Regions from separate parts of the Homo sapiens genome. Here region 1 is linked to region 2. The links are chromatin contacts, found by Hi-C in ENCODE. All regions are on one chromosome and are shown on one strand. The core of a region is the stretch at or near the end of the contact, and the rest is flanking DNA. Distances in the headings are between cores, read along the strand shown.

Region 1 (3,871 bases), core at 1,372-3,871, 1.1 Mb after region 2:
CTGCTGTCCAGTGATGAGACCCTAAAGAGGCGACAGGGCTTGCCTGGGCTGCCTCTTCCTAACACCTCCTCCCCTGAACTCACTCAGGGACTGTCCCCTACAGCTTCACCATGCATCCAACACCAGCCACAGAGAGGAAACACACAGCCAGGCTGCAGGGTCCTGCCTCTGACCCACTTGGTGCGGGAAGACTCCCTGCTGCAAGACTGGAGGCTGCCCCAGGTCATAACTGGGCTTCAAGAATGCAAGAACAGCAAGGACGATGGGCAGCAGAGAAGGAGAATTACATGGCACCAGTTCTGGAGCTGGAGATGCCAGGATATGAATTCCCATCCCTGTCACTTAGCAGCTAAGTGACCTTAGGCCAATTCTTTACCTCTCCAAGCCTTCACTTCCTGGCTTGAAAAACACAATTATACCTACTTCACAGGGTAGTTTTGTGAATTCAAAGAGACAGCAAAGGCAAAACACCATGTCTGACAATTATTTTTCTAATATTATTATTAATCGTAATGGTAAAATAACTCCTGTTCACTGGCTTTCACTCTCAGCCAGGCACAGTGCTAACTGTTTTACACGCATTATCTCATTTATTCCCCACTACCTGAAGTAAATGCTATTAATTCAATTTCACATTTAAGAAGGTATGCTTAGAGGCATTAAGTGAATTGCCCAGTGATACACAGCAATTAAGTAGAGGGGTTAGGATTCAAAACCAAGACGGACTCCAAAGCCCGTGATGACATTTGCAGGTTCCACCTTTCACATTCATTATTTCATCCAATTTAAGAAACCCTGGGAATCACGTGATTGGTAGGTCCTGGGGGGAAAGTATCCCACTGACAACCAAGCTGAGATTGGCAAGGACCCTTGGAATGGGGGATTTGGTAATCTAATTTTCTAGTTAGTGCAATATTTACTAGAAGGCTTTGTTTATTGCTAAATATTTTCTAAAGCAAGGCTCAGAGCAAGAACTTGCCAACTAGCATGCTTACATGGCCACGGTGGGCCCAGCCACCAGCACCATGCCCTCCTTTCTGCTGAAGATCTCCACTCTCCTTCTCGTTCTCGCAGGGGCCCAAGGCTCAGGAAGGAACGTGCTGACCACCCCTGGGGATGAGGGGACCTATGCTCTTTCCTAGCTCTGCAGGGACTGAGATTCCTCAAAATTAATATTGAAAGGATGAGCTGGAAGATCTGCAAGATTCATGAGAGCCAGAGAGGGCAGCTAGTACCATTAAAGATGAACCTGGACTCCAAGCACCTCTAACACTTTCTGTCGTTAGTCACCACGACTGCTGATATTTGCCACACACTTACTGTTAGACATACTGGGCTGAGGACTTGCCTGGCACTATTTCATCCCCACTGCAACCCCGTGATAAAGGCACTGTACTTTCATCTCCACTTCACAGAGAAAGAAACAGAGGCTAAGAGAGGATAAGTGACTTGCTTAAACGCACACCGCTAGTAGCCGAGAACCAAGATTTGAAGGCGGGGCACATATTGTAGTAAACATTTGGTGAATGAAACCTCCTCTGTCTATGCTCTTAGCTACTAAGTCCTATCAAGCTCGCCCCATAACCCTGAAGTCATCCTTTTCCACGCGGAGCCTTGCTTCTCCCAAGAGTACGCTCTAAGTGTTGGCTGGCAATAAAGTAGGCAGACACTGGTCGCCCTGCACCTGGTGCAAGACTCTGGCCTGACGGTCACATACTTTAGCAGAGAGTTCCCATCAGTGAGCTGGAGACGGGTTCCTAAACACACACATGGAGTCAGGAGTTCACTGGGTTCCTTCTTCAGAGGCTACTCTGGCACTGCCAAGCAGGCCGTGGCAAGCTCTTACCACCGGACACACATGGTAGGTGCCCTACTGGCCCCCAAAGCGCCCAGGAATCAGCTGCAGGCCTGCCGGGGTTCTGCCTTCAAAGGCAGTTGGGGAGGCCCAGGCCCGCTCCGCGCACCTCGCGTGGCTCCCCACCACCCCCGCCAAATGTGCACCACCCATCACCTCCCAAAGCAAAAGGGCCTGAGGACCCGACGCCAGTGCCTGCCACGAGCTGAGGGCTCGAACTGGCAAGCCCCAGGGCGTTGCCCAGGTCCCCGGCCCCCGGCCCCCGACCCCCAATCCCCGGCCCCCGACCCTGAGGGTCCACCCCCGCCCCGCCCACCTCCCGCGCCTCCCTCAGCTCGCTTCACACGTCACCCCTCAGTTCTGCAAACTCTCCTGGATCCCGAAGGCGTCCTAGAACCTCCCCCTCACCCCGGGGCCCAGCACCGCGTCGTCCCCTCCAGGGGGCCGAGGGTTCGACACCTCCACTTCAAGTCCCAGGCGGGTGTCGGAGTCCGCTCCAGCCCCAAGCGCGCGCGCGTCTTACCTGAAGCCTGGACTCCGCGGGACGAAGCCACCTCCGCCGACGCGTCCAGGAGGCCCCACGGCGGCGCCGCTTTCCCACCCCGCCGCCGCCCCCAGCGCCAGCTTCTGGCCCAGGAGGCCCAGAAGGCCCAGGCAGCCAGCACAGGTTTGGCCGCGCCGCCGGGTTCGCAGCGACCGCCACCTCCAGGCTCGCAGGTGTCCGCCGTGCGCCTGCCCGGCGGGCGAGCCCGGCGCGGAGCCTGTGCGCCTGCGCAGAGCCGCGAGTTCGGTTGCCCTGGCCCCGGCCACAACCTTGGCTCGCGGAATCCTGGGAGGTGTAGTTTTGCGTACGAGGACAGCCCGCGCCGCCACCAGCCTGCGGAATGTTGGGAGTGATAATTTGCGCCGAGAGGCTGAGTTTTACTTAGTGTTAGGATTACACAGTTATGGCAGTTCTGATAATAAATTTAAATGCAAGTTTAACCAACAACCAAATGTCATTGTAAAGTCAAGGTAATTAATACGTTTACATGCTTTTAAAAATTGTAATGCTACAGAGAACTTACAAAAGCACCAGTCCTCTGCGGCACCATTCCATTAACCAGCTGTCACCTTATCCCACCGTCCAGTCCTGGCTGTCCAGTCCTCAAGGGCAGCTACTTATGGCTGTGGCATCTGGCATTCCCGCGGATTCTCCGAATATACATATGCCCCTATTTCTTGAGTTATGAATTTTAGATCTTTTGACTTCTTTTTTAGATCTCTTGACTTTTTTTGAACTTAAGTCATCTAGAGATGCACCTACCACCACCAACTCCACCTCCATAGAGTTATAAGATTTCTACCTATCAAATTGGGAAAGCCCTGACTTTAATTTATGATTATTTTAAATTAGCCCAAATGTTAAGGTATTAAGTTGGTAAATTTTTGCAGGGCAATTTGTCAATACAGCCAAAAACCTTTAAAAACATGTAGTCAAAAGCCTCTAACCAAGAAATTCTAATAATTGTGGATGACTGCAAAGGCTGAATAGTGTTGTTTAGATGATAATAAACTGAAAGGCTGAAGTGGTGATATTACTTTCAGAGAGAGTAGAATTGACAGCAAGGAAAATTACCAAGAATAAAAAAGGGATAATTATATAATGATAAAAGGTTCAATTCACCAAGAAGACATAATTCTAAATGTGGATACACCTAACGACATAGCCTTAACATAAATAAATCAAATGATAGAACCATAATTAGAAATAGACAACTCTGCAACTGTAATTGGAAACTTCAGCATCCCTCTCTCAACAACTGATAGAACACTAGACAGAAAGTCAGCAAGGATATAGAAAAGATCAACACTAATACCATCCTAATCTAATTGATATTTACATAATACTTCACCCACCAACAGAATACACATTCTTTTCAAGCAACCTTGGTATATATATTAAGATAAACTGTATCCTGGATCATAAGTTTTTAAATATACAGAAGACATTAATATATATTTTACCAAAGTAGT
Region 2 (4,025 bases), core at 31-2,530:
ACAGAATACATAGTTTAATGAATTACTAAAGAGGGACACCCTTCTAATCACCACCCAAAGTCAGGAAATAGGACTTTGCCAGCCACACAAGCAGCCCCTCTGTGAGCCTGTCTCAATCACCACCCCTCCTGATCCCCAAAAGTTAACCACCCCCTGACTTTCGTAGTCATCACTTCCTTAGGTTTCTTCATGGTTTTCTCACTCGAGTGTGCTTTCCCAGAAACCACAGTTTAGTCTCTTAACCTATAGTGCTCCTAAGGAAGTCTCTCTTAATTCACAAGTTCACCTAAGAAGCATCTAAGAAGCCAGAAGGCAGAGCAAATCACATACAGGTGCAAATGAGGCATTTAAGAGTCGGGGGCAGGTCCTACATTCAAGGAACGCTGAGAGCGAACAGGTGATAAGAGCGCACAGGTGCCCACTTTCAGCACAATCATGACTCCCGCACCAGAAGCATGAGCATCACCTGGGACTTAATACAAAAGAAAAAGTTATCGGCCCTGCCCCAAATTTACGGAATCATACACTACGGCGGTAGGGCCTGGCCTTCTGTGTTACTACACGCCCTGGGGTGACTGGGATGCGCTCAAGTCTGCGAAATGCCAGCCAAATCAACCCCGAGATGTAACCGATGGCGCGCGCCACACTAAGCACTCCATAGGTGCTCCTCCTCGCCGCACTTCACAGACTCAATTATCACAGACTCAGGGGCGCTACGTAGTCACTCACCCCCCCCCCCCCCCCCCCCGCTCCCCAGGCAACTCGCGGCGGGCGAATCGGCGGCTTTCGCGGCCTCGCTACGTCCGTAGGCATCAGTCCGCGAGACCGGCTGGGAGCCTAGGAAGCGCTGCAGGGCGGTGAAGACGCGGTCCGCTCTGGGAAGTTAAGAGATGGCGTCCATAAAGCACATCTCCCAAGCCGAAACACACAAGCACTCTCTCTCCCCGCTGCACCCAGGTCCTAGAAGAGGCGTCCCGTGTGCCCTTAACTAACGCCCGGATAAAAACGGGCGGCTTTTTTAACACGAGCGCAAAGCAGGGGAGCGCAGGGGGTACGGGGTCCACTGGCAGAAGGAGAGAGGGCGGCCAGGCGCCACCACCCACCCGCCCCGGCAGGCCTGCGCGCTCTTCCGCGACCGCTTAGGCAGACACGAACTCAGACTCGTAGCTACTAAAACCGCCACTGCCACGCACCTGGTAGCTAAGTCAAGAAAAGAGTCCAGTCCACTTGGCTGCTCCCGCGGTTGCGCGCATCTCGGCCTCTGCCTCAGGACAGGTCCACAGGCCCAAGAATGGGGGAGAAAGCAGTGAAGCAAAGCGGAACGCGCGGAAGAAGCCGACCAGCCTTACGGAGGCGACGCCCCTCCAGGTTTGGATTCGTCCATACGGTTTCCACGGCAGCACACAGAACGCCGGAAGAAGCTCAGGAAGCCGACTGGCTGTGCAGTTTCCGTTCCTGTTGGCTGGGGCCCGGAAGTGAGAGACCACGAGGGCCCCTCCCTCCACCCAAAGGGCATCACGCCCTGCCTTTGGACGAGCCCACAGGCCAGAGACTGGGGCGGGAAGTGCTGGAGTAACAGTCATAGTGGTCGGCCCACCATCCCTCTATGTTTGGATTTGCTCATTCCATCTCCATGGCAGCACGCAGAACGCTGGAAAAACGCAAAGCGCTGATTGGTTAAGAGTCTCAGTTCCTATTGGCCAGAGTCCGAAGTGGGAGCCCGTGAGGGACTACTCTTCAATCTTAAGTGGGTGCTGAGGCTAGAGTGTGGAGAACTGAGACCTCGTCATTTCTTCTCTTCCCGTTCCCACTGTCCTTCTGTTTCCTTCCATTCTTTTCTTTCTGGCTTCTTCTGGGAGCTCAGGTAGACATGGTGGCATAGTCTGGATAACCAACGCCTCAGAAGCAGGGGCCCCGGGGTCCTCACCATTTAGAAAAGAGAAGGCTGTGAATTACCTTCCTTTTTGGAGATGGAGGAAACAGATGAGACACTCTGATCTCAAGTTGATTGTGTAAACTAAAAATAAAAGTTCCAAGCCCCCCTACCAACTGAGTGGATCCCTCCTCTGGGCCAAAGGCACGCCAAAGTTAACCTGAAGAACTAGCTCAGGCAATGATGGGAAGATGGGGTGGGACAGGCCTCATTATACCCTCCTCCCGTTGGAATACAGGCACAGCTGACCAGCGTTAACATTAAACAGAGACCTTAAGACTGACAAAACAGACTTTTTTGCAGCAATAAGATACCAACATGGCAGCAGGCCCCAAAAGACATTGAAGTATTTTATCCTGATATATATATACACACACATAGACAAACACACACACACATATACTCTTATGTATACATATATACTCATATACGTATATATATATATATTTTTTTTGAGACAGTCTCGCTGCATCACACAGACTAGAGGGCAGTGGCGCAATCTCGGCTCACTGCAACCTCCACCTCCTGGGTTCAAGTGATTCTCCTGCCTCAGCCTCCCAAGTAGCTGGGATTACAGGCGTGTGCCACCACACCAGCTAATTTTTGTATTTTTAGTAGAGACAGGGTTTCACTGTGTTGGCCAAGCTCATCTTGAACTCCTGACCTCAGGTGATCCACCCGCCTTGGCCTCCCAAAGTGCTGGGATTACAGGTGTGAGCCACCGTGCCTGGCCAAATATATTTATTTGACATATTTTGAAATGGCCTTGCAGAGCTATCTCTTCTGGGGGGAATCTACATTCTGTAAAGAATCCCCTTGTCTTTCCAGGTCTTTTCCCTGATGCTGGAGAGAATTAACTGAGAACCTGACACCTGTTTTAAGTCTGATAAGAAACATTTACAATCTATTCTCTCTGAAACCTGCTACATAGAGGCTTCATCTGCAGAACAAGAACCCTGGTCTCTGCAACCTCTTATCTCAACCCAGACACTGCCTTCTATTGGCTCCAGGTCTTTATATAATAACTCTTTTAACCAATTGCCAATTGTAGGGTATATGGATGTGCTTTGGTCAAGGAATAGGCCAAGGTGGACATCCGGGCCAGAGTGGCTCAGCGAGTTTAGGACACAGGCGCATATTCCACTTGTTATGTAACCCGTTTATGTAAGTTCATACTTGGATCTGAGCCACTATTGTCTGTAGAAGGTATAACTGCCCTGCTGACACTGTGCCCAGGTCTGAGTTCAGCACGACACGACCCGGTTCGTGCACTGGTGCCCAGAGTAATGCTACTAACCCCTCTAAGGGAGAGCGGTTGCCCTTAAGGTGGGCAGAGGGGAGCCGAGCCAGGAACCAGCTTGTGCCCAGAGGGAGAGTTAAGCTGCTGACCCTGACAGAGCTGGCTTTGCAGGCCAGGGTGTGCAGCTGCAGGCATGGGGGCAACAGGAGCCACAGAGCCAGAACAGACAGCCGAGATAAAGGTGGACAGTGTGAGAGAGCTAGTGTGATTAAGCTGCTGATGACACAGCCGCTGAATAAAACTACATTTCACTTGCCTACACGCCCCCAACCCTCCTTGTGTTCTTTCAGTTATTCGCCCATCCACCCACTCCCCTTGGACCTCAGCTGGGGGCTGGAACCTGACAATTGGCGTAGTCGTGGCATAACACCAATCACCTATTAAATCCACCCTATGATGTAGAAGCTCTTTCCAGCTTCGAGTTGTCCCACCTTTCCTGACCCAACCAATACCTTATGTCATGTATTGATTGATGTCTTATTTCTCCGTAAAACATGTAAAACCGAGCTGCAGCTCAGTCACCTTAGCTGTCAGGCCTCTGAGCCTAAGCTAAGCCATCATATCCCCTGTGACCTGCACGTATACATCCAGATGGCATGAAGCAACTGAAGATCCACAAAAGATGTGAAAATAGCCTTAACTGATGACATTCCACCATTGTGATTTGTTTCTGCCCCACCCTACCTGATCAATTTACTTTGTAATCTCCCCCACCCTTAAGAAGGTTCTTTGTAATTCTCCCCACCCTTGAAAATGTACTTTGTGAGATCCATCCTCTGCCCGCAAAACATT

Evidence for each region. A loop is a pair of places that touch in the nucleus more often than their neighbours do. Pooled maps may share reads with other maps.
Region 1: a map of naive thymus-derived CD4-positive, alpha-beta T cell shows a loop between it and region 2 (15-fold over the local background). The contact joins the promoter of POMGNT2 here to the promoter of ULK4 in region 2. A Hi-C loop is called at or near these places in 2 of 168 maps with a recorded cell type or tissue (CD4-positive, alpha-beta memory T cell and naive thymus-derived CD4-positive, alpha-beta T cell) and 5 of 50 pooled maps.

The regions. Positions count from the first base shown.
Region 1 is chr3:43,103,458-43,107,328 of GRCh38, forward strand. It overlaps POMGNT2 (protein O-linked mannose N-acetylglucosaminyltransferase 2 (beta 1,4-)), which reads right to left and starts at 2,622. Exons shown (of 2, transcript NM_032806.6): 1 at 2,379-2,622. RefSeq lists a silencer at 2,390-2,709.
Region 2 is chr3:41,960,823-41,964,847 of GRCh38, forward strand. ULK4 (unc-51 like kinase 4) reads right to left here and starts at 1,281. Exons shown (of 37, transcript NM_017886.4): 1 at 1,194-1,281. RefSeq lists enhancers at 1,251-1,410, 1,561-1,610.